2 separate regions of the Homo sapiens genome follow, and region 2 is linked to region 1. A link is an interaction called in ENCODE POLR2A ChIA-PET data of the cell type or tissue named here. Cell type or tissue: Panc1. All regions are shown on one strand. Links, peaks and the distances in the headings refer to the core of each region. The heading gives the core; the rest is flanking DNA. Region 1 has its middle 140 kb from the start of LINC00448. Region 2 overlaps LINC00448 (long intergenic non-protein coding RNA 448).

The links. ChIA-PET counts read pairs that join two places held together with the same protein. Peaks named below come from ENCODE experiments on the same cell type or tissue, not always from the same donor. Only the 100,000 strongest peaks of a DNase experiment are listed, where the experiment ranks them.
Region 2: POLR2A ChIA-PET joins it to region 1 with 10 read pairs; 3 of 35 experiments call an interaction of 5 or more read pairs at or near these places.

What each region holds. Positions count from the first base shown.
Region 1 is chr13:62,648,863-62,665,150 of GRCh38, forward strand. No RefSeq gene overlaps it. Among named protein-coding and RNA genes, the nearest start is that of LINC00448, 140 kb to the right of the region's middle. In Panc1, for the core only: no CTCF peak of the experiment used is centred there; no DNase peak of the experiment used is centred there.
Region 2 is chr13:62,698,577-62,714,864 of GRCh38, forward strand. LINC00448 (long intergenic non-protein coding RNA 448) reads right to left here. Exons shown (of 8, transcript NR_047029.1): 6 at 2,040-2,121. Among named protein-coding and RNA genes, the nearest start is that of LINC00448, 90 kb to the right of the region's middle. In Panc1, for the core only: no CTCF peak of the experiment used is centred there; a DNase peak (open chromatin) is centred at 7,707.

The DNA of each region.
Region 1 (16,288 bases), core at 4,985-12,984:
CTCTTTACCTTTTTAAGTCCATAGAATTCACATAATTTATGTTGTTGGCCTGACATTAGATAAATTCACATTAAAACCGTTTTGGTACAAATTTAATAAAGACCGTTAAATACATTACGTTGATTGAGTCCAAGGCAAAGTCTATGCTCCAAAATTATTGAACGATTATTATTAACCCAATTAAAGATTTATTTTGCTTATTTTAATTTGAACTATGTTCAAGTTTCTCTTTCATGCAAACTTATTAAAACACTTTAGTTCTAAGGTAAATAGGAGTCATTGACTTATTTTTTGTTTGTTTTGTAATTTAGACTTACCTCTCTTTGAAAACAGAAGATTGAGACTGATTTATTGGTATGGATAATACAAAAGCAAACTACTCAATTCCTCCACATCTTAGGGGATTGGCTTTGGATTAGAGGTGCCAGAAGGTCGGTATACAATTTCTGTAAGGTTATTATTCTAAACATATTTTTGGATGATTATTGTGTGTTAGGTGCTGAGACAGATATAAGGATAAATGAAGAATTTTTTCCCTTGTACAATACAGTAATTTTTGAATTCCAGCTGTTATTAGTACTTGTGTATGTCTCTAACAGAAGTCACCTCTCGTTCTGTACATATTTCTGAAACTCACTCACCACTGATAAATTAACAGTAAGCACTTGATATTCCTTCTGCCCTGGAAGTTTTCCATGCTAGCCAGCAGGCTACTACTAATAATTTTCCATTCTCCATCTTTCAAACTTAATGAAAGAATGATGAGTGTTTTCCAGGATTTGCCCTTACCACCTGATATCTTCTGGTAAAAGCCACTTTTAATTCATTTTCTTTGTCTATTTCTTTTTCTTCTCCTCCTGCTTTCCCCCTCTTTCTTTTTATTCTTTTTGTCAAGATGTTCAATTTATTATAGCTATTAAAATAATATAACTATTTCCTCCTAGGGATATCAGCAAAAGAGAAACAGAAAGAGATGGTTAGGGAAAATAACTATACATGTTACATAAAATTAAAATTTTTTGTAAATGACTACTTTTATTATTTACTGTTATATGAAATGAAACAACAATTTTAATTACCATGCCTTTTAGGCTATGGATAACATGTTGGAGTTTGCTGAAAAAGAATGATCTAAACTAAAAAATTAGCTATCTTCTGTATTGTCATTTTCAAACTAAAAGTAATCTTTATTTTTAGTTTAGAATTTTGCATTAAACTTTAAAAATGTGATATTTATCATCTATCACAGAATATTTCAAATTAATGTTTCTTAATATAAACCAGTGAAGTGATAGAATATTTCAAGTTATTTATGCTTTTTTGTTTTCACCAGGAACCAGATTGTGAGGCTTCTTGATCTGGAACTCCCTAGACTCTGGAACTGTGAGAAATAATATCTCTTGTTTAAGCCATCAGTCTATGATATTTTGTCATAGTAGCCTTAGGAGACTAATACAGTTGGGATATAGGCAATGGAGACCAGAGGAGAACATTCTATTTAATCTGAATGAATTTTTCAGTAATATTAAATCCTCAAACTCATAAATACTTAAAATGTGCTAGATTCTGATTACTTAGTTATTAGGTAATTTAATAATTATAACCACCATATTTTAGTTTTCCAGGACTGTATAACAAATCGCCACAAACCGTGTGGCTTATACCAATAGAAAATTATTTTCTCACTGTTTGGGAAGGTGGACATTTGAAATCAAGGTATAAGCAGAGATGTCTTCTCTCGAAGATTCTAGGAGTGAATCTATCTCATACCTTTCTCTTAGTTACAGTATCACCATCAGTCTCTGGCAGTCCTTGACTTGCAGCTGCATGAGTCCAGTCCCTGCCTCCATTGTCCCATGATATTCTCTCTGTGCATCTCAGTCTTCACATGATGTTTTCTGTTTTTATAGGGACAGCAGTCATGATGAGTTATAACCTGCATTAATGACCACATCTTTATTGATTATATCTGCAAAGCTTATTTTTAAGTAAAGTCATATTCACAGATACTGAAAACTGAGACTCCAACATAACTTGTTGGAGGACACAATTCAACCCATAACACAGACTATGAGAGAAAAATATTTTTAAAAACAATTGTTATTATCTACATTTTATAGATGAGGAAATTTGGGTCTTGAGCACTTAAATGATTTACCAGGGTCAGATAATTAGTAAGTGGCAAAGCTATACTTTGAAGCCAGAAAGCTGGGCTAGAAATTTATTGTCTTAGTCTTGAGCCATATCCCAGAAAGTATAAAACATATGTTCATATGATAATATTAAATTTTCATCCTTTGCCTCTCCTTTTAATCTAGGCAAAATAAGTTCCATAAATTGCAGTGAAAATGAACTGGAATAAACATCCTTAAACAGAAATATGCACTTAAACACAAATATGGGTTGTGGAAGTATATTTAAAAAAACATACTTTCCCTCCAAACTAAAAACAACCTTTGCAAGTATAGTCAGCTTGGAACTCAAATACCAAGGAACAGAGCCTGATGACTTTGAACAGTACTGTTGTCTCTTATTTTACACTTTGACAATCGGTCATCGAACACTGCCCATAATTTACCAGTGTTGGTGCGACATATTTCAGCAGTTTGAAATGATTTGTATCAGTTTCAGGAAATCAAATAGAAATGTTGTATATTCTTCCCCATGAAATATACTTCCATGTATGGGATTTTATTTTAATCATGCTGGAGGAAGATGTTTTTGTCAGCATTTTTTCTTTGAAATTGGTAAATAACAATAAAAATATATTTTTAAAAATGTATACTGCGTTCAAATTCAACAGATACATAGTGAACACAAAGAAGGGGTATTTATACACAATGCACAAGCTTCATGAAGGCAGGTTTATGTTGATTTATATATATCTATACCTCCAATGCCTAGCATATTGCCTGAGGAAAAATCTATTATTTGCATGAGTGAAAGATAGATACTGTTCCTTCTCTTCACGAGCTCTGATTTTAAAAATCAAGGTAGATTATTTATAAATAGGGGTAGACTAAATAACAAATAAATATAATATAATTCAGAATATTATTATGAGATGGTGGAGAAATAGCAATGTTTTTTAAAAACCCAGAAAAAGAATAGTTCACATCCATATGAGAAAAAGTTAAAGTTTAGAAAGTTTAGCTATAATTTGAAAGTAAGGGAGTAATACGAAGGCTGAGGAAAAATAAGTTCTTTGAATCTCTTAGGCACAAATATTTGTAAAATTTTTAAATCATGCTACCTGCACCCATGTCTGCACATCCCATCCATCAGCAAAATCTTCTGATTTGCTGATCATATCCCACCTCTTTCTCTGCAACTACCTGAGTCCAAGACACCATCATCTCTCACCTACATTATTGAAATAGCTCTCTAACCCATTCTTCTATTTTCATTCTTGCCTTCATTCATCTATTCTGAATATAGCAGCTAAAATGATTCTCTTCTAGGATTTCAGATAGATTGTATCATTTCCCTACTCAGCTCTCCAGTGGCTTTTCATCACATTTAGGTTAAAAGCCAGTTCTTATAATAGCCTACAAAGCCTTCTGACCTTTCCTTCTTTTTGCTTGGCTATTCCATTCCAGTCATACTGATCTCAGTATTTCTCAAAGGGTATAGGAATGGTCCTACTTCAAAATTTTTGCACTTGTTCTCTCTTCCTATTTTATTTTTTTCTGAAAAACATCTGCTCCATTTGACCACTCAGTTTTTCCAAGAGTCCAATAAATGTCTCCTTCTATGTGTGCCTTTTCTGGCTATCCTATATATACATATTTATCTTATACATACATTTATGGTTTTATTTAGTCTTCATCATCACCTCATCATCTAATTATATATAATATATATTTTATATATATTTTATATATATAATTATTATATATATAAAATATATATATATATATATATTTTTTTTTGAGACAGAGTCTTGCTCTGTTTCCCAAGATGGAATGCAGTGGTGCCATCTTAGCTCACTGCAATCCCACCTCCTGGGCTCAAGAGGTCCTCCCACATCAGCCTCCTGAGTAGCTGGGACTACAGGAGCATGCCACCACGTCTGGCTAATTTTTCTATTTTATTTTTTGGTAGAGATGAGGTCTTGCTAACTTGCCCAGGCTAGTATTGAATCCTTGGGCTCAAGTAATCCTCCTGCTTTGGCCTCTCAAAGTGCTGGGATTTCAGGTGTGAGCCACTGCACCCAGGCTTCTAATTATATATTACCGATCCAATTTTTCTTTTTCATTTTTATTCTGTCTTTACTGATTGGTAACCTCTATGATCCCAGGAATTTAACTCTTTGTTCACTACACTATTTCTATTTTTAAGAACTATAGCTGGAACAAATTATATACCCAGGGATTTTTGTTTGTTTGTTTAATGAATGAGTGACTGACACTTTACATTTTGAACCTAAAAATATATTGTATTATGTATCGTATCATAATTCAAAAAAAGGAGTTTGGAAGACACCATTTTTTTCTATTCATCTATTTTTTTCTATTCAATTGTCATTTTTTTCTTGGTATTAGAACCCTAATTTTAAAAAATGTGTTACACAATGTTATGCTTCATAGGTACCTTCCCCAGCAATCCTGCTAATCAGTAAATGACAGTTGCTTTGCCAGTAGTATGCTTAGGCATGAGAATCTGACTCCTCTAAATAATGACTCATAAAAGGAAATCTTTTTTATGGGCTCATGAGAAAGTTTATGTTCCTAGTATTAAAAAGAGAAATGTCCTTCCTATCTTTTTTATGTCATTGTGTGAGTATACAATCATTGATGTATGGCCATCATGAATAAAGAAGGAACAAGTCAAGGGAATTGCTGAAATGCTGCACTGAAACCCTGATGATGTAGAAACAGCAAAAGAACAATACAAATAAACACAAACAAATAAACAACAAAAAAAAACTATATCATTTCTGACCCTGAGCTACTTTTAATGTGAGACAATAAAACTCTTATTCCTTCAGGCCATTTTATTTGGATTTTTTTACTGCTGACTTACTGAAACTATCTCATGTAAATTATGCCCATGGTTTATAAAAAAGGTAATTCAGGAGGAGATCCTCATTCTATTTGTGTTGGATTTTAAATTTATGTATGTATTTTTTAGTTTATCTTTCACTTCTACCAAAATAGGATTTAAAACAACCTACCAAGACATATATTTAATACCACAGAAGGGATATATTTGCTATATAATTTATATATATAAAAAAACAAGAAAGCAAAAATAAAGGTAATTGTAAATTACATTCTAAGATACACAACTGAATAATTAAAGCTAAGCTATTATTTATTTGTGAATTCTTAAATAGCCAAATCAGAAATAAATACAATAAATTATGAGAAGTTCAGCATCCATATTGTGAAATTTTTCTTACAGTTATTCGGGAGAAGCACAGATGTTCCTGGTACTAAGACCCATGGAAAACAATTTTTATGATTCCTGTGAGCAGCATACTCAGCAGCACACCTAGACAATTAAAAAGTTTCTAATTACCACTTTTGCCCATCCCCATGTCACTACCTCATACAACGCCAACATTTTATCTCGTCATTCTGACTAGATCACTGTTCTATTTTATTTCCTTGAGTCCAGGTTTACCCCCCAACACATATAATTAAATCCTATTATAGACTGACAAGATAGTTCAGATAAAAAAGTAAAAATGTAGACGTTGTCTTAACTCTAAATTAATTTGCTGTCTAGACAGTAAATGTATGTAAGTAACATGACAGGAGACTTCTGGCTTTATCTGTGAAGGATAGCTTATGGAAGATGAAAAATCTAAACCAGAACAACAGCAATAAAAAAGCAAATCTGCTAAAATACACAATAATATTAAAAATATAAAGAAAATCTTCCGAAGAAATCATAACTTGAAGGTAGGATCCCAGAAAAATATAAACTACAGAGTTGAACCAACAATCACTGGGACCTTTTTTTCCCTTGGAACATTTGCCAATTAATGACATGGAACAAAGGCCAATAAACCAAAAATTTGCCAAAAATGAAAGAGGATGGCAGATTTTATTCTTACAATCATACTGTGCTTGACAGACTGAGGCTGAAATGATAAGAAAGTGAAAAAAAATTAGTAGCTAAGATATCAGTGAGAAGAGAGGCTCAGCGATGTTAACTTTTCATTTAATTGTTTGCCCCCAAGTCAAGGACAGTGTAAGAGGCACTCTCACCATATGGAGGAGATAAAAATTTGAGTCCATGACACACAGAATTGGAGTCATCCACATCTTCAGTCGTGATCCTTGGAGGGCTTTATCCTAGAAATGAAAATAAATCCTATGTACATAAACTTTAGAAAACAAAACAAAAGTTTGCAACATTACAGCACAGCCTTGAACAAGTTCATGTAATATGCCCTAACTGTATCTGTCTACAAGAGAATAGGATGATAAAAGAAGAAAAAAATCATTTAGAGCCTTGTAAAAGTTTCATAGTCAATGTCCAATGTTAAAATATCAAGGATTAAGAAGGAAAAGAAAAGTGATGAAAATAGGCCAAAAGATAACTAAGTTATTGAAATTATCAGCAATTGACTTTAAATACAAAATGACTCACATGTCAAAAAAAAAAAAGATGTAGAGAGTCATGCTAGAAAACTAAACAGGAAAAATAAAAATCAAATAAGAAATATGGGATTCAGAAAAACAAATTGAAATTAGGAACTCAGTCAATACATTTTATAGCAAATTGGAAAAGGGAACAGATTAGAGAACTGGAGAAAGTTGATATAAAATATTCTAACCAAAGCACAGAAAGTAAAATGGTTAGAAAATATATGAAATAAGTAGGAGAGGAGAAAGTTCTAACATTAGTGTAATTGGAGTTTCAGATGAGGGTGGAAGAGAACAATTTAGAAGCAAAGTTTGAAAAATAATGGACATGACATTAAATCTATAATGTTTAGTAAACACACCCATATCAATTAATTCAGCCCTATCTACTATTACATCCTTTCCTCTTTGGTCCAACACCCTTAATTTTCATCACCATACATATTCTGTTTTCTGTCAAAATATATTAGGGAATTCTCGTAATTATCTTGATATTTAAGTTATTTTCTCCTAAGTTATAATATATAGCAACTTCCCCAGATCATGTTCATATTTGAGAAATAGCTATGGATCTAATAGCAACAGGGAAATTGTAGTGGGTTTTGAGTAAAATGGGAATCTACTTATAAGGCGTCTTCCACAAATGAAGTTATCATTGTGTTTTCAAGAACAAAAGGAGTATCTTCTTAGAAAACACGATAAGTTACTGCTACTTTCATTCAAAATAATCTTTTTTTTTTTTTTTTTTTTTTTTTTTTGAGAAGGAGTCTCACTCTGTCACTGAGGCTGGGCTGCAGTGGCCCTATCTCGGCTCACTGCAAGCTCCACCTCCCAGGTTCACGCCATTCTCCTTCCTCAGCCTCCCGAGTAGCTGGGACTACAGGCGCCCGCCTCCACGCCCGGCTAATTTTTTGTATTTTTAGTGGAGACGGGGTTTCACCGTGTTAGCCAGGATGGTCTTGGTCTCTGACCTCGTGATCCGTCTGCCTCCGCCTCCCAAAGTGCTGGGATTACAGGCGTGAACCACCGCACCCTGCCCCAAAATAATCTATCTTATATCATGGTCTTTACATAATCATTGTTACCAAAACAGTCACGTACAACAGCCACATGAGCTTCCAAGATACATGGATCAGTTGGTACTTCATCATAATCAGTCACAGTGATAGCTTGATTAAGATTCCACTGCATGTCAGGGATTACTAGTATTTTATTTTCCATTGGCAAGGAGCTCAGCACTGTGCTTAAGCTCAAGGGCAAAACCAACACCAAATTCCATTTTTAGGGACTAGTCTTTTAAGTCCACTCCTGATACCAATTTTGTATTAGTCCAAACAATCAGGCAAGAAGCCATGCAGTGACATAAAAAGGGCAATTTTAATATAAAAAATAAACATGGCTCTAAGATACCACGTAATTAATAATAATACACTTATTTTTAATTAAAAGTAATTATAAGGTATAAGAAATATTTACATGGTATCTTAGAGCTGAGGGAGACTGCACAGGGATAGTCATACTTAGAAGGGGGCCCACTACCAAAACGGGCTTAGATCTCCACAGAGGTGTAGTTACAGGATTCTATATAAGAGAAAACTTTGTTGGTTTGCCTGGCCTAGAGTTCATCCACAACTGTGGGGCAAGCGGGAACAACAAATTACCTAGAAAACAGGAGGGATACCACTGGTAAGCCACAGCCAGTGGTTAGGCAGATGAATTCAGAGAAGGGGCGCCAGTGAAGGCAGAAAGCCTCAAATGCATGGTGTTTATGTTGGGAGATACACGGTGTTGCTAAGGCTGCAGCATCAAGAAAAATGGGAAATAAAGCTCTGGGGCCTTGGGGCAGGTAAGCGTAGGAAACGTCGAATCTGCAGAAGCCATGAAGCATACAGGGTCTGTGGTGAGATAGCTGCAGTGAGATGATGACCAGCCTGAGCCAGGGCTGCAAGGATGCCAAGAGATTATACTTTTAGATGTGTACTCGGGGCAGTTCTGATGCCCATATCACAGACCAAAATGTGCAACTCTGGAAATGCAAGCGCACTCCTTTCTCCTGCAATGTCCCTCCAGTGACCTTTGCTGAGGAAGATTAAATTGTAGTCTATATAAAGAAGAAATATTTAGAGGAAATACGTCTGTTATCACAGAAAATATATTGCAGAGTGAATTTGGAGCTGAGAGGTAGTAAATTGATAACTATCACAGAAATCAATGATATATATATTAAAATATTTATAATTAATACCATGAATATCCCTTGATATCAGTTGATTCCCTTTTAAGACAGTCTTTGAATCCTGGATCTTATTTAACTCATATTAAGTCAATAATCACAGCTAACACTATGTTTCTCCATTACATTTTTCTTTATATTGCCATCTGATACATTCACACACTTTAAAAAACCTTACTGGTCATGGAATAGAAATATATAATGCAATATGCTTATAATGAAAAACAATTCATCATTCAAACACAACATACAAAATACAAAATGTTAATTATAAATATGCTAAAATTATTATTATATTTGATTAATTGTATAACCGACACAATCATCTTTCTATTTTCATTAAATGTTCTAAAAGTTTGCAGTTCTAGATGTTTTCACAATTTGATATTAATTCATTTTGTACAGCTGCTCAGTCAGCATGTGGCCACTAACACATCATATGCTTTGTCACATAATATGGTGTGATTTAATGGGAAGAAGAGATCATTCCTCTTGGGGAATGGGTGACTCTGGACACCAGTTATCAGTTGTTAAAAATTTTGATTTTAAAACTTCTTTAAGAAATGGATGTATTTGACTTGCTCCAAACTGGTTATTTTGAAGGAAACATATTGTCATCTTATTCCACACGGGTTTTTTTTTTATAGGCTCTCACTCATTTTGAACATCACAAAGCTTTGAAAAAATGCATATTACTTAATTATTGAGTGCACATTATTCCTCTTAAATACTATGGATTTCTGATTACTTGACTTTTTATTCTGTTTATTTTGCTTAGAGGTCAAAGTATTTTAGTTGCTCTTTATACAATTTCAACTTATTGACAAAATCTTTAAAAATCATATTGAAATCCCATGCATTCAAGTATCCAGAATTTTGGTATAAAATAAATTGATTTTTTTAAACTTTTCAGATTTACATTTTCGTTATAAAAACTTGAAAATTTTCCAGATAAAACTTGCAATTGCCAGGTAGATATAGAACCACATACGTATGTGTAAAATTTAAAAATCACATGTGTGTATTTATAATCTACATGTTTTGCAACTCATTTACTTTGATATATTGTAAATTGCACACATACTACATTATAGAGTACTTGACAAAATTTTAGTAATAGAATTAATATAGGGCATGAGCTGTTTCAGATTGTCCATTTTTTAGATGTAAAAACTGGGATTTGAATAAATATTAGCATATACCCACATTCTTTTAGGTATTTTTATTAGGTATTAGGCATCTATTTCATAAAACATTTATTGACAAGCAGCTACATATGAGATTAGACTTGAAAAACCTGCTGACTTAGGAGGGAAATACATGGTCTATCTTCATTAAAAGACAGGAAAGTTTGTAATTTATATATCTTCATTTTTCCTTATTAACTTCCTAACTTTTGCTACTTTCTCCTTAGTCCCAGGTAAAAATCTTATCCTGATCCCAGTTATTAGAGGCCTCTTTAAAATTATGATAATGGTGATAATTGTTGAGAAAACAAATTACTTTCTACTAATCCAAACTGGAATTAGTAATCTACGATATTCATGTGTAACAAGTCAAGAAGGATGGTTTTACTTTTATTTAGTGTTTCTGGAGCCAGTCTCATTTAAACTTGTGATCAAAATAGGATTATTTATAATCCTAGCAGTTCCTGTTGAATTATTTTTGATCATCTACTCTCACACTCTCCAGTAACAGAACATTAAGTTGGATTTATATTACAACAAATATACCAGGTGAATCTGCTTCATTTGTACACAATATTGAGTCTTGTGTAACAACAAACACCCCGAATGGTTCTCCTAAGGAAGAAATAATATTTATTTCCAGAGGAGCCACTAGAGATTTGGTCACAGAGGAGCAGGAAACCCATAACTCACAACCTTGCCTTATGTCTTCTAATTTATAATGAAGTAGAATGATTACTGTTCCTCCAATATTTATTCCTCAGTGCCTGGAGGAGAGAAGTGTTTTGAGTGTAATCGTTACTTTGCAAGGATAATTTGACTGCTGTGGTTGGCAATCAGTGAATTTATTCTTAAAAGAGTATGTCTAAAAAATAAAATGCGCACATACAATTCAGTCTTTCCTTCAGGAAGAGTGTACTTTATCATAGTTTACTGATGTTTCTTTTGGCTTCTGAACTCATTGGCAATATCAGACATATTTTAGAATTGTTGAAAAATTTAGTAAATCTCTGATCATGATTATTTAACATGTCAGCTACAAAAATTCAAGTGATTTTAGATTTCATGTGTAATTTTAAAAGATCTTTAATTATCAGTACTCGATAACCAGGCCCTGGAAAGTAGCCTCCTTAAAAAAAAGACATGCAGGCTTAAGATTTATTTTCTTCATGGTAAATCCAACTCCAAAAGAAAGCAAATAATTTCAATAAGTAGTTACAATAAAGTGAGAAATATTTTGAAAGAAATACAGGATAGTTCTGGATGTATTTAGCAAGAAGCTTCTAACTTAATGTGGAGGCATTCTGAGAGGAAAGAAAAAAGTAAAAAAAAAAAATGACTTTACCTAAATAGAAATGTCATGTACAATATCAGGGAAAAAAATTGAATGAAGTTCTCGTTGGAATAAAAATTGAAATTGAACCTTATCCTGAGGGTACTGGGGTACCACTGTAATGATTTTAGAAGGTGTCAAAATCAGATCTATACTTTTAATGCAAAGGTAGTTATATTTAAATAGAAAGATTGTTGCTTTATTTCACTGACTATACAGACACCTGCAAACACAGTGTGTGTCAGAGGGTAAGTGAGACTTCGAGTATAAAATATAAAATTAAGAGCTTTCTGCATTTAAGAGCATACAGAATGCCTTTTTCTTTTAGGACATCTTGAAATTCTTTGTCGAGATAATGAAAGCAATGGATTTTATTCCCCAGATAAATGTATCCTCCTCAAACATAAACATAGTATTAAAAAATAAATATATGAAAATATTAAAATATTAACATTAATATTATATGGAAATTACTAACACCTGTTTATGGTTTTCCAATATTGTTTTTTTCTTGAGTGAATTTTCTTTCTTTCTTTCTTTCTTTTTTTTTGAGATACTCTCACTCTGTCACCCAGGCTGGAGTGCAGTGGCGTGATCTCAGCTCACTGCAACATATTCCTTCCATGTTCAAGGGATTCTCAGTCCTCAGCTTCCCAAGTATCTGGGATTACAAGCACGCACCATAATACCTGGCTATTTTTTTTTTTTTTTTTTTTTTGTATTTTTAGTAGAGACAGGGTCGCCTTGTTGTCCAGACTGGTCTCAAACACCTGGCCTCAAGCGATCTGCCTGCCTCCACCTCCCGAAGTGCTGGAATTACAGATGTGAGCCACCGTGCCTGGCCTCTTGAGTGAATTTTCTTTGCCCATCCTCCTGGAATTTCACCCTACATGATAGTAAGTGACCTTCATTAAGATAGGAAAACAAAACAAAACACAGAAGAAAAAAATTATTAAAACGAGGAGAGTAGTTAGGATGAAAATAGGAAGATAAATAACTTGTTCCTTTTTGATATGTATATGTTGAGATAACTAAAAGAGAATCAAGTGGATATGAACTTTAAGAAGTTAAAGCTTAGATAAGAGGTGTGGATTGGAGATATTGATATAAGTGAATAATCAAATATTATATTTATCAACAGAGAACAAAAGAACCTGAATGTCAAGAATCTTATCTCTGCTATTTGTTCTGCCTTCTTTATGCTAGCACCTTACAATGTTATTTCAGAAATGAAATACCACAGATTATTTTTTCATTGAAGCTATATGTTATCTATTGTTCTTAATCAAATGTCACAGTAAATTGAATTGTCCAGGGAGGAGCCAAGTCAAATTTCTTTTCAGTATAAAAAAAATATGCGATTCTTCAAAAGTGACACAATTTCAAGAAATTTGGTGTGTTTCTGTTAGTCATTCATGTGTAGCATTTAAAAGAAAATGCCTTTTGAACATACATATAATTTACTCATTCAGTATATTTACTGAGGGTCTATTATGTGGCAGGCACTGTTCCTAAAAGCCAAAAATACAATGATAACCCAGAGAAACAAAGTTTATGCTCTCATTCCATTGAAATCAGCAAAGAAACTTGATGTTTAACATATAAAGCAGTTACAAATGCATGAAACATAAAAAAGAAAGGTTAGGCAATAGGAAGTATTGTGAAGTGGTATTTTAATACTGGTATCAAGGAAGGCTTTAATACAGAAGTGGTGCTATACCTGAATATAATGAAAAAATAAGCCATTCAATGGAGAATGAATATAAGGCTCCAGCTTTTTAATGCTCAAAGCCTGCAAGAATGTCAGAATGGCTGGAAAGGAGTGAGCGAGAAGATAGAATAGTGTGTGATGAGTAATTAATAGATATGGGAAGGGTTCTTATCATGTATGACCTCTTTTTCCACACAAGATATTGTGGTTTTTATTCTTGGCATAAACAGGAGCAGACATTAGAGTGTGGGACTACAAAGTGATGCCATCTTCTTATTGTTTTTATATTATTATCTCAGGTTGAAATTGTGCTACCAAAACAACAATGGAGTGTCATGTGTTAAAGGGTGGCTTGTGAAGAAGAAAGAGATTCTAGAAGAATCTAAAATAATGATATTTGACCAGAGTCTTAACTGAGGTATGGGAGTGGATCACATGGAGATCTCTAAGGGATATTCCAGGCAATTGCTTTGGAGGAATAGCAGTAAGTACAGTTTTATTTGAGTTGGCCTGGTAGAGAGAATGAAAGGCAATAATATTGGAGAAGCAGATTTGTGACAGATCACATAGTGCCTTTTAGAGTATGGTCATGTGCTTGAGATTTTGGGGAACTGATTTGAAGGTTCTGAGCAAGAAAGTGACAGGCTTACTCTTTTACTGAAAACATAACATTGTTTCACCAAGGTGACTTTTACTGCCAGGGAACAAATAGTTTTTAGAAGAACAAAAGAGAAGAGGCAGGAGGGGCACCTCTGAAATTATTGCAGGAGTCCAATTGAGGGAGGGTGGTGCCAGGGTGTAGGGTCGTAATGGTGGCACATGGTGGGCAATTTGTGATATATTTTAGGTAGATTCAGACAATGTGAAAACAGATTGCATGTTGAGTATTAGAAGACTCAAGGAAACTCTTTTTAGTAAGATCTTACTGTTCTCTTTCAAACTTTCATTTTCAAATTTTTGGTGATAATGTTATTTTGTTTCCATTTAATCCTTCTCTTTTGTCAAAGCTCAAAATGAAAGAGAAACAGCAAATAACCCCTCTCTAGCTCTTGCCCTTCTTTCCCACTGTGTTATTTCTTTCTACTCAGATGTACATGTATGCTGCTGCACAGAATTATACATTTTTGTTTGGAAAAAAATAGAACATTCAATGCCTGATGAGCATCACAATAAACTTTTCTCATAAGTAAACTTCCTTACAGTGCCAGACACAAAATGTCAAGGAGTTGTTTAGCACTTTTTCACAGACTTCAATGTTTTTATTCCCTGCTCAGCACAGTTCTGTATTCGGTGACATTGCAAAGTCATTTGAAGGGAAGTTGCCTGGTGAGAGGGAAGATGATAGTCTTCTTCGTCTTTTAAGTAACTAAAAATGTTTCAGCAAGACAAATTTCACAGTGTTCTAACTGAGTTTTTCTTCCCTTTTCCAAGTGAACATGTGAAGACTGGAAACTGAAGAAATGCCCTTCTAACTGGTGGGCAAAAAAAAGGGCAGCTTTCTCCACTCTTTCAATCTCTCATTAAAATATTGAGTATTATAAAAGAGAATGGTTAATTCATGTAGGGTAAAATTATTTATCTTATTTTACATTTTTGGAAACTAAGCATTTGAAAACAAAACATAGCGAGTCTCACCCTCCAACTCCAAGGAAATTTCAATTTAGATGGTTATACTCAAAGGAAATGCATTTGATACAGGTCTTGAAGAATAATTCAAATCTCAAAAAAGAGACTGAGGATGGACACATGAAGAGGAATGAGAAATGGAAGATACAGTGCTGTCAAAGAAAATAATGCACTTGGAGTTAAACAGTCAAGGAAGACTTTATTAAAGATTATTATTAAAGACTGTTATGCTAGAGATCAAGACTATTGCAATAGAGGAGAAAAATGGAATTCAACTCCCCTAAAGAAAAGGCAGGAGAATTTTAAATATTTTTTTTAAGAGCTGGGTTGTTCTACAGCATAAGAGAACATCAGAAGGGATATTGGTCCATGTGATTAGGCCCTCTGTGTTTGCTACTTAGTGCTTAGGGAAGTTAGGCTCTTACCCTCCCACAGAGGCCGGGAGACAGAGACTGCCTTTGATAATTACATTTCAAAGGGATGACTCCTATGTCTTTGAGAAAGGGTTATAAAACAAGGTTTTAAAACAGGGTTTATAAAACAAGCATTAGGCTGGAAGAAAATTTATATCTCAATGGAGAGAGAAAAAATTAAAATGTTAAGTTTTCTAAAGTAAATGCTCTAAGAAAAGGGAGAACAGGGGCCTAGAGTCAGGCAGAAGCCTGTCTAAAGTCTAATCAATCAAAGGAGAACATTAAGGCTATCGTGGTTAGTACAAAATGAAGAACATGGGTAGAGAGGTTGACCTGCACCAAATCATGAGGTCTGGAGACATTCCTTTTTCTTGGTGCTATTATTGGAATATTGTTGTGGTTTTGATATAAAGGGTAAAAGGAGATAGAGACATACTCAAGTAAACTCTCTAGGAAGCTACTATATTAGTCATAAACACTAGTTAATAAAGTCCTAATGTAGTATTAAAGGCCATGTAAATGAAAGGATAGATGATCAAAGAATTACTGAATGAAGTAAAATATTTATTATATCTATCCATTCATCTATGTATCTATATTTACATATTTTCTGTCTTTATTTCTGGTAAACCAAACTTTTCTACAACTAGATTTTGCTTCTTTTGATTCTCCTGTGACTGTTGACAGTTTAAATAGTCACACAGGGCCCACAGGTTTAACAGACTGATGTCCATCGGTTAAAATAACAGATGAGCAAATCTCCTGAGCCACTGAAGTTACTTAAGATTATAATTACTGTGGCATTAGAGTTCCTAGATGTCTGTATAATCCCTGTCCATTCTCTGGATGATGGTTTAATGGTTTTGTTTCTGACATTAAGAATGCTGTTTCCAATATTCATGGCAAATTAATTCACTAGGGAAAGGTGAGTGACAGTGTACTGCCAGTGGTCATGACTTCCTCTTAGGCTGTCATTTAGTCTGTTGTTTTCTGTTTTTAGCATAAAGAAAACTTTCACTTGTTTGTGTCAACAATGCTCTCCCAAAGAGCTTAATCGTGTCTGTCGGCATAACAAATTGTACAACTGAGCCAATGCAAACATTAGATACGTAGTGTGTCACATAATTGCTTAACTCTGATGCATATTTGGGAAAGGTCATTTAGGGTTCCTAAATGAAAAATGTTG
Region 2 (16,288 bases), core at 3,464-11,463, 48 kb after region 1:
GAGGATAAAATAAAGGCTAAAAGAAATTACCCATTTCTCTTGTCTCCTGTTGGTAATATTTAGTGATTAAAGATCACCATTTATCTGTTTTTTTCTGCACTTGGCACAATAATTTTCCTTGCTTACCTCAATATATTATTTTTTTAGAAAATTATATTGTTTTCTACTTATCATATTACAATTTACCATTTGCAACTGTCAGTTCTTTTCACTAGTGCATTTTGGAATAAAGTTTATTGAGGAGAAAACTTCCTACTGTTTAATTGACATTCACATTCAAAGAATAATTTTAAGAAAAAAAGCAAACAACTACTAAATTTGGGAGAAAGTAGTTTATCCTGTTCATCTTTATTTCTCTTCCCCCTTATCTCTTTCTCCTTTATCGTCTTGGGATTATTGAGCTAAAGCAAATGATTCCTAATGTTGACATTTAACCCTTTTTAAAAGACATGAAAACATTGAAGCTCTAATACGAGGCTGGGGCAAACTCTGAACTATTTTAATTTTATATTACTCCATAGATTAAAGGTGTAGGGTTATCTAATGAGAAAAGTAAAAAAAAAAATGATCTAAATGTAAACAACACACATGGATTACTTGCAAATAAGCTACTTCTGCTTTCTATCTTTTGTTAATCTAAAAGGTATTTTTATTTTTTTTTTTAGCAACCAGTGAATTTCTGAGGGAAGGCAGGAATATAAAGAGATCTAAAGAATAAGTAACTGATTGCTCTGCAACTCAGAGTGAATTATTATTTGTAAGCCTATTAGGATAAATTTATCAAAGATTAATGAAGGGTATTTCGAGAATTGGAGTTGAGATCATTAGACCATTCTAATTTGTCCTCCCTTTCTATCTCAGAGTAAAAATATCCTAATGGAAATAGAATGTCACTATATTATTAAAACTTGTCCTATATATTTTTCTGTTTGTATGTTTTTCAAGGGAGTTTATCAAACAAAATTCACTAAAAGGAGTTTAAAAACTATCACTTAAATGGTCAAATTTAAACATTTTCAAAAAGAAGATAAAAAATCTCTAAGCCAAACTTTTATTTATAGCACTTCCAAATACATTTCTGCAACTGTGGAAACTGCAATCTAAGCAACTTACTTAAAATTTGGGAAATTGTTAACATACTTTTAATGGAAATTTAAAAAAACACTAAATATCACTCAGTGTTGTAGCATGGCCACTTCTTTCTCAGCCTCAAGTTATAGTGAGTCAGTATTTTTGTTCATGCCCACATTTATAAAATTTTACTTTGAACTTACCTAAATTAACTCTTCAAACATTGTTTTATGATTTTGATATATATAATTAACCTATTCTATTAACATGTACACAAAAGCTATACATCCATTCTTTTAGTAATTTGTAACCAGAAAAATATTTAAATAAAATCCAGTCTTTGGACTATGTTTTGTATGTTTAAACACTTATGAGTATGCAATGAAAAACAACAAGAGTAAAATTCTCTCGATAAAGTCACATTCTCTGCAATTAGGACTAGGAGAAGCCCCTGGAAAGTCACATTCCTCCACAATATAAACTAATGTGATGTCTTGATTCTGATTACCGAAGTTTATAGACAGAGTTATTCAGAAGACATTTGTGAAGGTGGAACACAGAGATGTCCTGGGATACTCACGCTCACGTGATATCCTGAAAGTATTTGGCAGCTAGGTTTGCTTGATTGGTATGCCTCATTCAAGCAAGGATGATGGGCCTACACAATAGAGTTAGGGAGTGCCTCCATGCTTGTTAAATCTATGGCTTTTTCAACCTGTAAGGATCATCTCATCATCTACCCCTGCAAATCAGAAGGGAAAAGAGAAAAGAAGAAGAATATAGACCTACTTTGTAAACCCATAAATTAGAAGAGGAAAAAGACAAGTTGTAGAATGTGAAAGCCCTTCTTAAAATGTACCTCTGGCATACACACACAAAAAGGTACATGTTAATTCTCTTAGCCTTCCTTTGATTACAATAAATTAGAAGACCACACCAAAGGGAAAAGGAATTTAGAAATAGAGTACCTGGCTGGGCCCCTGGACCTCCACACAAACTGCCTACTGCGGACAGAACAGCATTGCTTTGGTAGAAATTTGGACATCTCTCCTAGACCAAACACATTCATTAGAGAATTATTTCTAGGCTCCACAATGTTATTTAACAAATGCTAATGGAAAGTTTTGGATAATTATATTTACACTGATTAAGTAATCACCTTTGTTCTGTTTATCCCTGCTATATTTCAAAAGCTAACAACTAGTGGACCATATATTTATACACAAAATAATTCAAATCAAATAACTGAGCCTGGAATATAGATAAAAATAATATACGTATTTCCCACTATGTATACTGCAGTACTTTTAATGTAAATTACATCAGACAAGGTGACAAATAGAATATTTACATACAATGTGCTTTTCATCTAAACCCTTTAAAAATATGCTGGAGGTATTCAATAAATAAGTACTATTTACTTATCTTTCTTTAAACATCATAATGAAAGTGAGAAAGACAACTATTAGCATGAAAGAAATGAAGGAAACTTTTCTTGCTGAAAAAGGAAGCTTTGGATAGTAAATACTACATAGTAGCTTCTGTATTTCCAGGCACAGTACAAAAGAAAGGATTCTCTTAGGTAGAGCTTTGTTTATAATGTAATTGACAAAAACTCATGAGACTTTTTAAATTCTGCCATATTCCCAATCCTTACACAATGAACTGAAATTTGAAACTTATGGCAATGCTTGGAATTTAGTTTGAAGTACAGCATACAAATCTCAACTGAAAGAGTGAATTCCTCCAAGTATATCATTACAGCTCGATCCAAATTATACACTAGTTGAGAAAAACTGCCTTTCAAATGTTTTAAAAAATACGTTATTTCTTTGCTTGTTCAAAGACAGTATATGATTATCAGATAGTATTTGATTAGGAAACTCTGTTAAAATCATTTCAGCCAAACCCAGGGCAAAGTGTTTATAATGTTTGTTCACTGTCATGTTCTATACTGAACATTATTCTCCCTACCCAAGGGTTCTCAACATTTATCACCAAATTTTGAACCATGTTAACAACTTTGAGGTTCAAGGTAAATTAAAAATGAAGAAAGCCAAGTGATAAGTTTTATTTTACAGAATTAAAAGAGATGAAAATCAAAGGCCAGGCTTAATGACTCACACCTGTAATCCCAGCACTTTGGGAGGCCAAATTAGGCAGATTGCTTGAGCTCTAGAGTTTGAGACCAGCCTGGGCTGTAACATAGTGAAACTCTGTCTCTACAAAAAAATTAGCCAATATGGTGGCATGTACCTGTGGTCCCAGCCACTTGGGGGACTGAGGTGGGAGGATCGCCTGAACCCAGGAGGCAGAGGTAGTAGTGAGCCGAGATCACACCATCCAGCCTGGGTGACAGAACCAGACCCTGTCTCAAAATAAACAAATAAAATAAAATAAAATAAAATAAAATAAAATAAAATAGAAAGTCGTACAGCAAGTGGTCAAACTAAAAATGGCAACAAAACTGAACCAAAGGACAAAATTCACATTATCACAATGGGAATAATTAGTCCATCTCTGAATAAAAGTATAAAGATAAATTCTTTCTAGAATTCTTGCAAGTCGGCTTTCTATCTAATAATTTAAAAAATGAGAATAAACTAATAAACCCTTTACTTAAGGCTTTAAAGTTTTATTTTCAGAAAAAGTGGGTGAATTAAATTGAAAGTCAGAATTGCAGCTATATTTTAGTGCACAATATATTTTTTATTAAAAAACATATATATTGAAAAATACTGCATGTTTTTGTATGATTATAATCAAAATAGATAAATATAGTTAGGAGGTCATTTGAGGATACCATCTGAGATAATTATAGCAGTATTTGATAGTTGTGATCCATGTGAAGTAGTGAGAAGATTACACTAAAAATAAATATGCTAGAACAAATTTGGCTAAAGTGTGCTTTCAATAGAATCTATCTTAGAATGTATTTTGTGTGTATATTCTAAAATTTATAATGACAGCATCTGCTATTTATTCATTATCAGATTATTTCAGCTTGCTTTGAAAAGGTTCTTGAACAGCCTTTATACCATCTGCCAGCAGGATGGGAATGTTTGCCTACAAAATTATCATTTTATGCACTCATTACAAAGTAGATAGTATGTCACCCTTATCACTTGCATGAGGACATAAGAGGCTGTTAAACTAGACTCTGTTGCAAATATATGTAATTTACATAATGTGATAAAGTATAATATTTAAGATACACAGGGCTAAGATGGATTTTAAATCATTTTAATTTTCTATTATTTTGGCCACTGTAGTCATCCTAAAGGGCTTGGAGCCCTTGAAATTGATTTTGATTATAATCATTATGGTTTTACAATGAAAAGTGACTTGGTGTGAGAGCACACCATCCATCATAACTTTGATGTAATTCCAATATACCAGGACAAAGCAATCCTAATTCAATCAAATAGATATTTAAAAATATATTATACAGCATTCAGAACTGCCAACTAAATATATACTAATGGATTTTCTGTTTCCACTGTCTAAATGACATTTATAAGGCTATGGTGAAGATGCAAAAATGATAATTTCTGAGCAATTATTTATTTTAAGAAACCAGTAAATCAATTAAGCTACCTGACACTTTATCATCTGATGAAAAATTTATAAGCTCGTTTGATTGTCATAAAAATAAAAGGATGTTGTCTTTGAAGATTCTAAAAGTCTTCTCAGAGCTAACATTACTGATAGTACACTGTTCAGACAGTGAAAAGGACATTTGAAGTTCACACCAAGGAGAATCAAGGAAAAGTTCAGTGTATACTTCTTGTAGTTATTGGATATACATTTTTTACATTTTTTAATAGAAAGAAATGCAAATATTAATGGTATGACTCTGTAAAAGGGAGTTATATTTTGTTATTTGCTTTAACATTTCTGTTGTAATATTTAGTTATTGTTTAGTTGATAATTTGTTTAGTTAACCCAAAAGAACGTTCACAAACATATTGTTTTTTACTAAGCCACTTTTAAAAGATCCATTAACAGAATTGCTTCTGGCAGTTTCATCTGCAGACCAGCAATTTTAAAGCCTTAGTTGTCACCAAACGGAAGAGTCCACAGAAGCTGAATAAAATAAGGAGAGAGAGATATGAGAAAACAGTTAGAGTTCAACACTGGGATTCAATTTATAAAGACCAAGAAAAGCCAAGTTTTTGTTTATGGTATTTGCACCTAGTTCCTCCTAGACTTAATCTCTTTTAAATAACTTTTCTAAAAAGCTTATGTTGAATTCCTGCCTTCCATTAGAATTCAGATAGTATTGGATGTAGCTAGTTTTGTTGTGCTATGCAGTGGTATATTTTAATTCATCTTTTTTTAGAGCACTTTTTTTGAAAAATTAAGACCTTAGAAAATAAATTTCTATCCCAAGTTTTTGTCTCCAAAGTAAATTTAAATGTACTTTTATAGATGACACATTGCCTACATTATTTTTATAATTTTTTATACAGCTGGTGATACTAATAATTATAATTTATTCAATACCAGAATACAGACCAGAGGACATTTTCTAATATTTTAAAAACCTGTTTATTATTAGTAGATGTGAGATTAACACATATTGCTGCATTACAGAACCTGTTCCATGAACAATAACATTTTAGAACAAATCATAATCTAAAAATGATTCACATTATATTTGTATTGACTGATTTATTTAATAATGAAATAAAATTTATATTTTAAACATAGTTATATTTATTCAAACAATACTCAGTATAATCATCTTTCTCAGAGGAGTCAGCTCCCTTGGTATGCAGCACAGTAGCAAAAATTATTGCTAATATTATTGAAATCCTCTCATGGCACTAATAAAATGTACAGCTGGTCTTTTCACCAGTACTGTATCTATTTTATCATATTGTGTTCTGAGCTGAAATATCCCATTACATTTTTTGACTTAAAATATTTTAGCATATACAGTCACCATAATGTAAAAAATGTCAAGAAGGTATATATATTATTATTTTTATTTATGGAAATGTTTACTTTTAGGAACAAGTACACTTAAATATTTACATACATAAAACTTAAATTTCAAACTATTTTGTTTTACGTATTCTGATTTCATTGGTTTGGATTTCCTCTTCACATATTTGAATTACAGTTTTCATGATTCATTCATTTTTTTTTCCATTTATGTTGTAATATATTCTTTTCAGCTCAAAAACATGTGATAGCATGAATGAAGGTACAGTGTATACATCCATAAGAAACCTAGGCTGCACATTTTTTAACATCAGTGTCCTGAGTTGCATTTTCATAATATTGACAGCTCTTGTTGCCATTGTACTGCACCACACTGAGTGTGCTGACCCTGCTGTGAAAGACCTTCTGTTATCAAAAATTGATGCTAAATCCAAGCTGTTAGCAGCAGCTTTTTATGTAAGTGCAGTAGATTGAACAAACAGTTTCAGTGCCCTAGAGTCATGGAAAGGTTAGAAATAGCTCTGACCATTAAATGATATCTATTAATTTTGCTCTGGAGAACAAGCTGCCCAGTTAGGCAGTGATAGAGATAATTGCTTTGACTGTGAAACCATTAAGCAAGTTTCAAAGAATTTCTTCAGTGGAAAGTATGATAATGCCTACTTAATGCTTTAAGGTAAACATTAAGCGTTCAAATGAGAATGAGAAAGACGTGTGTGTGTGTGTGTGTGTGTGTGTGTGTATGCATGTATAATTTTTCTATGAGATAAACTCTCATAGAAAATTAAAGTCCAGCCGTTGAAAATATTTGGATTTATTTGCCTAAGAAGCTATTTTGTTTGGGTTTTAAAAGTGTGAAATAATGAATTAAAAACAATGCCAACTGATTTAAGACACATATTTTCTAATTTAAGGGATCTTTCCATGATCGAACAGAAATAACCTGATGAAAGTATAAATAATTAAAATTTCTTGGGTAAAACTTTTAAATTTTTGAATACGCACACATCAAAATATATAGTTTTTGTCTTTCTCTGAATTTCATGACAGAGCTGTTAAGTTAAAGGGCAAGGACACAGAAAGATGAAGCCTAGCCTACAAATGATGAGAAAATGTAGGGATATATCATCTTGGAGTTTCTCAATATTTTTAAGAGGGAATTAGAAGCCAATGTGCATTGACAAGGAGGAAATTCAGGGCATCATAACCGAAATCTCTAGGATGATGGAAGCTACTGGCTAACATAAAGGCTTTACAGGTATACATATATGTGTGTGTGTGTGTTGGGGGAGTGTACTATGACTTCTAAAACTGAACATTTCTGAAACTGAAATTTAGTCTCTATGTCCCAGTGTTTAAGATACGCTCTCAATATATTAAATGTTAAAACAAGGTAGTCAAACATATAGGCAACCACATTAAATAACATTCTGTAAAAATGATTGTATAACAAACAAAACACAACGATAAGATGATCATGGAACATGCTACTCCTGATCTAATGAATCACTCTTAGATGAAGGCATATCAGATAAGTGAAGGTAGGAGGTTGTAGAATGAAAGAAATGTGCATTAGAAGCTTTGAATATCCCCTGACAAATGATTCATCTTTTCTACTTCTCTGTCTAATCGTGTGTTGTGCAGGTGCATGGAATAGTCATTCAGTTTTCTGGAACAGAGTAAATTGAAATGAATCAGTGTCTATGAATCATCAACAATCAATCAACAAAAACCTTCTGATGTATTTGTGGCTCAAAGCTAGTTGAAGGATTTCCTTCCTCAGGAGCCCATGGAGTGTGCACATTTGTGCGTCTATATTTAATAATGCTCACCATAAAGTAATAGTGTACCTCATTTTTTCTGTTTAAATACAATTTTCAGTTTAAATACAATTTCTCATTTTTTAAATGAGAAAGATGAAGCAAGAGAAAGTTGAACAAATATCTCACTGTCTTTTTAGTCATGAAGCAGTGAAAATTGGATGTGAACAGCTAGTCTGGTTTTAAAATCTATAAATTTAAACATAGTATTATACTGTATAGTGTGAGTAGGTGTCTTTTCTTCCCCCAACTCTTCTCTCACCTTTCGTTCATCTGTTTCCTGTCTCTTTTTCTCTCTGTTTATCCCACACTTTCTCTTTCCACCTCCACCTTCTTTTTCTCTTCTCTGCTTTTCTTTCTCCTTTTCCCCTCTTTGATTAATATTTCTTTTTCATTTTTCTATCACAAATTCCTAATAAATTATTTTAGATTTGTGGAATGTTAGCAAAAGCTACAAAGTAATATATATATACCTCAGAAACTCCAAAATGTAAGACAGGAATTTTTTTTTAATATACTAGTTCCCTCAGCTTCTTTGAGAAAATGAAAAAGAGAGCTCTGAATGTGCTTCAGGGCACAGGAATGAAGACCCTTAACCCAGGAAAGGAGAAAGCTGCCAAGCCCTACATGAGAACTACCCTAAGTAAGATGGCAAAATACCTCCCAGATGTGAAGGAGACAATAAGGACAATTTACTGAATATGAGGAGGAATAATTTTCAGTGTTCTCCTGGTAATATTGCACTGATTATTGTTTATGAGAGTGGAAGGGACGTAGTGAGAAGAGGGAAGGTAGCTTTTTGTTTGTTTTGTTTTTGTTTGCTTAAGAATATATAAACACTAATAGGGGAAATTATTCTCAGTGACATGTCAAACCATGTCACCAAATATGTCAGCCACAAAATTGCTAGGTGGGAAGTAACCCAGTTGGAAGTTTCATCCATTAAAATGAAATGTTTGCTAATAACACTCAGTGAGACCTCAGGGACCTGATGGGGAAAGGGAAATGCCTTTTATGACTTGGATCATTAATTTTAATTAATGAGGAACCTTTTGTTAAAGGTGTTTTAAGAACATTACTTGAATGCCTACAACAAGAAAAATGTATAATGGGAAGCAAGACTTACATTGCATAAACAATTCTTCTAATGGGACACATGGAATGAATAAATATTTCAGAAAAATAAAAAATGCAGCATCCCATACTTGTAAGGTTTAATCTCTAGAGAAATCAAAATGTAAAATACCATCTGATAATGTTAAATTCATAATTTGCAAAAATACAATCAACTTTATTCCCCACAGTTTAAATAAATTATCAAATAAATCTCTGTATGACTACTTGGCAGAATGCATTTATCTTAATATTTATGTTATAGATTCTATATGCTTAGTAGCTACATACTTATGCATAGTAATCATGTGTTGTGACTTTTAAGATCATGGTAAGAACAACTTAGCATGGGGTTGACCCGTTTAACAAAATTTTAAATGCCCAATACAATATTGTTAACTACGGACACAATGTTGAACAGCAGATCTCTAGAACATGTTTATCTCACGTAACTGAAACTTTTATACCCATTGAACAGTAACTCCCCATTCTCCCCTCCCTCTAGTTCCTGATAGCCACTATTCTACTTTCTGTTTCTATGAGTCTATTTTAGATACCTTAAATAAGTGGAATTATACTGTATTTATCCTTCAGTGACTGGCACATTTTTCTTAGCATAATTTTCTCCAGGTTCATCATTTTTGTTGCATATGGCAGGATTTTTTTCCTATTGAGGCTCAATATTAATCCAATATATGTAAATACCACATTTTCTTTATCCATTCATCCATCTATAGATGGTTTTTATTGTTTTCATATCTTAGCTATTGTGAGCAATGATACAATGAGATGGAAGTGCAGATACATCTTAGAGATTCGGATTTCAATTCTTTCGGATATATACCCAGATATAGGATTGCTGGATCATATGATAGTTTGATGACTACTACAGTTACTTTTGAAATAGTTTTTAATTTCTTCAGTGGTTATACCATTTTCACATTCGTACCCACAGTATACAAGAATTCTAATTTCTCTACATCCTTAATAACACTTGTTATATTTTGTTTTGTTGTGGTGGTAGTTTTTGTAATAGCCATTTTAACCAATGAGAGGTGATATGATGGTTTTGATTTGTATTTCTCTTATGATTAGAGATGCTTAGTTAAACATCTCTTCCTATCTCTGTTGACTGTTTGTATTTATTCTTTGTAGAAGTGTCTATTTAAGCGATTTAGCTATTTTCAGATCATTTTTGTTTTTGTTTTACTTTTGTGTAATAGAAGTTCCTTATATAGTGTAGATATTAACCACTTATCAAATACATAATTTGAAAATATTTTCTCCCATTCTGAAGGCTGCCTTTTCACTGTTGATTTTGTGTGTGTGTGTGTGTGTGTGTGTGTGTGTCTGTGTGTGTGTATGCGTGCTGAAGCTGTTTAGTGTCCTATAGACCTACCTGTCTACTTTTGCTTCAGTTGTTTGTGCTTTTGGTGTAATATCCAATAAATCATTACCAAAACCGATCATAATTTTTTTCTCCTTTTTTTCCCTAGGAGCTTTATATTTTCAGGTCCAAAATTTAAATATTTAATCAATTTTGAGTTAATTTTGTGTACGGTAAAAGTTATGCATTCAATTTCATTCTTTTACATGTGTATATCCAGCTTCCTCAGCTCCATTTAGTGAAGACACTAGTTTCCTCATTGTGTATCCTTGACATCTTTGTCAAAAATCAGTTTACTGTATATGTGCGCATTTATTTCTGGGCTCTATATGTCTATATTTTTTGCCAGTACAATACTGTTTTAATTATTGTAGCTTTGTAATACATTTCTAAATCAGGAAGTGTGATGCCGCCAGCTTTGTTCTTATTTCTTAAGATTGCTTTGGCTCTTCTGAGTCTTTTATGGTTTTATATAAATTTTAGAAGTGTTTTTTTCTTTTCTGTAAAAAATGGCATTGAAGTTTTGATACACATTGCTGGAATCTGTGATCACTTTGGGTAGTATGGACATTTAAAAAATTTTAAGTCTTCCAATCCATAAATACAAATGTCTTTCCATTTATCTGGATCTTCTTTAGTAAATGCTTTGTAGCTTTTTAGCATACAATTGTTTCAACTCTTTGCTTAAGTTTATTACTAAGTATTTCATTAATTTTGGGGCAATTATAAAGGGGATTTTTCTTAATTTCCTTTTTGGATAGTTCATCGTTAGTGTTTAGAAACACAACTGATTTTTGTATATTTATTTTGTATTCTGCTATCTTACTTAATAAGTTTATTATTTCAAATGGTTTTTTGGTGAAGCTTTTAGAATTTTATCTGTGGAAGATCATATCATTTGCTAACAGAGGTAATTTTGCTTTTCCTTGACTATTTTGATGTCTTTTATTTCTTCTTGGCTAATTGCCCTTGTTAGGGATTCCAGTACTATGTTGAATAGAAATGGTAAGAGTTCTTGATGTTAGAGGAAAAGCATTCAGATTTTCATCCTTAAGTGTAATGTTAACTATGGGCTTTTCTTACATGGATTTTACTGTGTTGAGATAAATCCCTTCTACACTTAGTTTGTTGAGTGATTTTAATATGAAAGGACGTTGGATTTTGTTAAAAACTTTTCTGCATCTACTGAGATGATAAAGTGATTCTATCCTCCATTCTGTTAATTTAGTGTATCACAATAATTGATTCACCTATTTTGAACCATCACTGAATCTTAAGGATAAATTCCACTTAGTCATGATCCTTCTACTTTGCCATTGAATTTGGTTTGCTAGTATTTTGTTGAGGACTTTTGTATTTATATTCACCAGGGGTATTGGCCTATAAGTTTCTTTTGTTGCTGTTGTTTTTCTTGTAGTGTATTTTTCTGGGCTTGGTATTAAAGTATGTGATTGTTAATTATATTTTCTGCTGACATATTTTATTATTGGTTTCCAGGTATTTTACTAGGAGTTAATTATTCTGTAAAAAGGTGGAAACTTCTTGGATAATACTGAGGAAACTATCAAATGCTAATACAGAAAAAAAATCAGTTTTTGTTCCCCTAATTGAATTCTAGTTGTCACTTGGGGTTATAGATTGCAACATCCTATCTCAGACTATGGTACAATTATCTCTGTGGTGCCACACAGAGTTCCCATGAAAACAAATAAGGTTGTTAAGTTTAGTAGGAAAGAAGAAGAAACAAGTCTTTGTTCTTTTTATTTCAGACTGCAGTACAATAAATGAGTTATCAGAGTTCCCCTATTTTCAGCTTCTTAGAAAAGAAAAACATGCAAGTTTGAAAGAAAAAATGAACTCATTTATTAAAATCTTAACATCTTCTTATAGGTTTATATCTTTGTTTTATTTATTGTTTAGATACAAAGAATTTTCTTAGCCATATGATTTAAAATTCTCATCTAATAAACTCAATTTCATGAAGCTTGAGCATGACTAAATGCATTTTGTCAGCACCAGGCTACTTTCAAACATGTGTTCAGACTTCTCACCCTGACAGCTGTTCTCTTTGCATTCTGCTTTTTATGTAATACACTTGAGGCAGGGTGACATCAGTCAAGCCATATTTGAACAGAAGAGAGAGTTTCCTGTGTTAGAATTTCTAGGATGCATCATTTAACTTCAAATGATGCATAAAGCATAGTTATAAAAAACAATCTTACGTTGTAAAATCTGTGAAATAGTTTCCTTATGATATCAAGGTAATAACAGCCATGCCAGGTAAAACTTGGTCTTCTAAATGTTAGCTCTAGTACACAATACTTTTTAAAAAAGAAAATGAAAGCTATGATTTTTTAAACTATCTATTTTGATCAGCTTATAAAAAATAGGGTAGAATCTCTCTCTCTCTCCGTTTTACTTTTTCTCTCTTCCTGTTTCTTCTACTCTCTGTGAACTAAGTCAAGGCCTATTTATCTGAGACAAAATAATACATATTAGTCCAAGTTGTATACAGAAGCACTAAAACTTCATTTCAAAATTTATCTAGTGTGTGAAAAATCAATATTATTACACAGGAGTGAGACAACTTATTAATATTTAATAATAATGACTAATCTTGTTTATTTCATTTGTCCTTTATTTCATTTTTTTTTTTTTTTTTTTTTTTTTTTTGAGACAGAGTTTCACTCTGCCACCCAGCCTGGAGTGCAGTGGTGTGATCTCGGCTCACTGCAAGCTCTGCCTCCGGGGTTCATGCCATTCTCCTGCCTCAGCCTCCCGAGCAGCTGGGACTACAGGCACACGCCACCATGCCTGGCTAATTATTTGTATTTTTAGTAGAGATGGGGTTTTACCGTGTTAGCCAGGAGGGTCTCGATCTCCTGACCTCGTGATCCGCCCACCTAGGCCTCCCAAAGTGCTGGGATTACAGGAATGAGCCACCGCGCCCGGCCCCTTTATTTCATTTTTAATGTATAAGTTTTATAGTGATAGAAATATTCTGATCAAAAATAGAGATAAGGTCAGAAATAACCCAATATCCATCAATAATGGAATATTAAGATGAATAATGAATCTGCATATTATTAAACAATTGAGATGCAAAGCTGGCTGGGCTTCTGGGTTGGGTGGGGACTTGGAGAACTTTTCTGTCTCTCTAAAGGTTTATAAATGCACCAATCAGCACTCTGTAAAAACGCACCAATCAGCGGTCTGTGTCTAGCTAAAGGTTTGTAAATGCACCAATCGGCACTCTGTAAAAATGCACCAATCAGTGCTCTGTGTCTAGCTAAAGTTTTGTAAATGCACCAATCAGCACTCTGTAAAAACGGACCAATCCGCATTCTGTAAAGTGGACCAATCGGTGCTCTGTAAAATGGACCAATCAGCAGGACGTGGGTGGGGCCAAATAAGGGAATTAAAGCTGGCCCCCCAGCCAGCAGAGGCAACCTGCTTGGGTTCCCTTCCATGCTGGGGAAGGATTGTTTTTTTGTTGTTCACAATAAATCTTGTTGCTGCTCACTCTTTGGGTCAGCAGTACCTTTACAAGCTGTAACACACCACGAGGGTCTGCAGCTTCATTCCTGAAGTCAGTGAGAACACCAACCCACCAGAAGGAAGAAACTCTGGACACGCCATCTTTAAGAACTTTAACACTCACTGTGAGGAACCAATTCCAGACACACAGTGAAACATAATGGGGTAGATATTTACTGATATAGAATTCACATTTTTAAAAGAAAAATTAAAAGATTAAAAACAAGTATGAGAGCACTTTGTAAACAAAATAAAACAAAAAGTAGATATTTAGGCTTGTGAAGATTTATGCTAAATTGTTGAACATACAGTCCTATAATTGAAGAAAGAGTGAAGTTCTGGCTAGGCGTGTTGGCTTGCACCTGCAATCCCAGCACTTTGGGAGGCCGAGGTAGGCGGATCACGAGCTAAAGAGATCAAGACCATCTTGGCCAACATGGTGAAACCTCGTCTATACTAAAAACAGAAAAATTAGCTGGGCATGGTGGTGCGCACCTGTAGTTCCAGCTACTCAGGAGGCTGAGGCAGGGGAATCGCTTGAACCTGGGAAGTGGAGGTTGCAGTGAGCCGAGGTTGCAGTGAGCCAAGGTTGCGCCACTGCACTCCAGCCTGGCGACACAGGGAGACTCCATCTCAAAAAAAAAAAGACTGAATTTCTGACAAAGGTCTTTGCTGTTTTATTTTCACCTTATTCATTAATGTAAATAAAAACATTAAGAAACAATGTCAGAACTACATCTGCTTATCACTTCCAACAATATAATTGCTGCAGATATAAAAGTTTAGCAAAATCAACTCACGTTTTCCAGAAAAATAGATACATGGAATTCACAAAAATGTTTTACATACACATTATTTGTATCAGTAAAATGTATGATTTGTAGATGTATATTTCTTGTACTTCATGAACCTCCTTATAAAATGAAAATTCAGGGTCACAAGACGAAAGATGGAGTCTCAGGCTTAAATCATTTTCTTTTCCTCAATAACTTTAATTGCAATCCTGTTTTTTTTATTTTTTATTTTGTGCCTGCTGTTTATTTTTTATATTCAACGCCTCATCACAAAACCAGACACATCCAAAAGTTGTTTGTTTCTGTAATTTCCAATTTATTTTCCACTACCTAAAACATGATAATGCTATAGTGGAAAGAGACTTCACATAGGTTCTCTTTTGCTTTTCACTGTTTGTTGATGAATGTATTCTAGTTCCCGTCCAAATCAACCTCATACATTGAAAGAATCCAGGGCCAGTAGCTTGCAGCAAAAATCTTATGTAATGGTCACAATTACTTGTTCTAATCAAACTTAGGTTTTCCTTTTTATCTAGTCAGTAGAAATGTACTTAATTGCTTCCTGCAGTTTTCTATATATCTTATCACGTAAAGAGGTAATTCTTCTTGTTAGTATATAGTAAATAACAACAACAACAAAAAACCTGACAACTGGTTGCTAGTTAATTTTCAGTCTGCTAAACCATTTCATTTTCTATTAGATAATTGACTTCAGAAACTTCAGACATGTTTGAGCCAATTGTAACTCCTTGGGCTATACTCTAAACATCCTATTAATATAATTTGTATATTTGCTATAATTTATTGTGGCTAATTAATAAATATATCCATATTTTATTCTTCCTTAACACCTTGCAAGACTACAGTCACAACACTTTGCATTTAATTGGAGCCATATGACTCTTTCTCAATAACTGAATTAGCTGAGTTGTTTATTTCGGTGCATGGAGTACAAAGAGGTAAAGACCTAAAACTAAACAATGAGGAACTCTGAATAAGGATTAGCTAATCCTACAAAAGATGACTGAAATTAAGTGGCCAGTTGGGAAAGAATCCAGGTGAGCAGTGTGCATCACAACTCTGAGCAACATATGTTTAAACAAGAGCGTTGTCAACAGTGCTAAACACAATTGAACCTTGAGAAACATGGCTTTGAATTGTGCAGGTCCACTTATGTGTGGATTTTTAAAATAAATATATGGGAAAATTTTTTGGAGATTTTTGACAATTCGAAAACCTCACAGATGAGAGTTTGCCTAAAAATATTTTAAAAATAAGAATAAGGCATGTTATAAATGCATAAAATGTATGTAGATACTAGTTTATTTTATGACTTACTGGCAGAAAATATACAGAAATTTATTATAAAATGTTAAACTTTATCAAAACTTATGCACTCACATACACACTATTCATGGCTGCATTTGTAATTGAGAAAAATGTAGAGAAACAAAAAAATGAAGTATGAAATTGTAATGGCATAAAATTAATGGTATTACATAACGTACTACTGTGATAATTTCATAGCTACCTCCTGTTTCTACTGCAGTGTGCTCATGTGTTGCTAGTATCTACCAAAAAGGCCATGTGATGCTAGTTGTCTACACGTGAGCAGT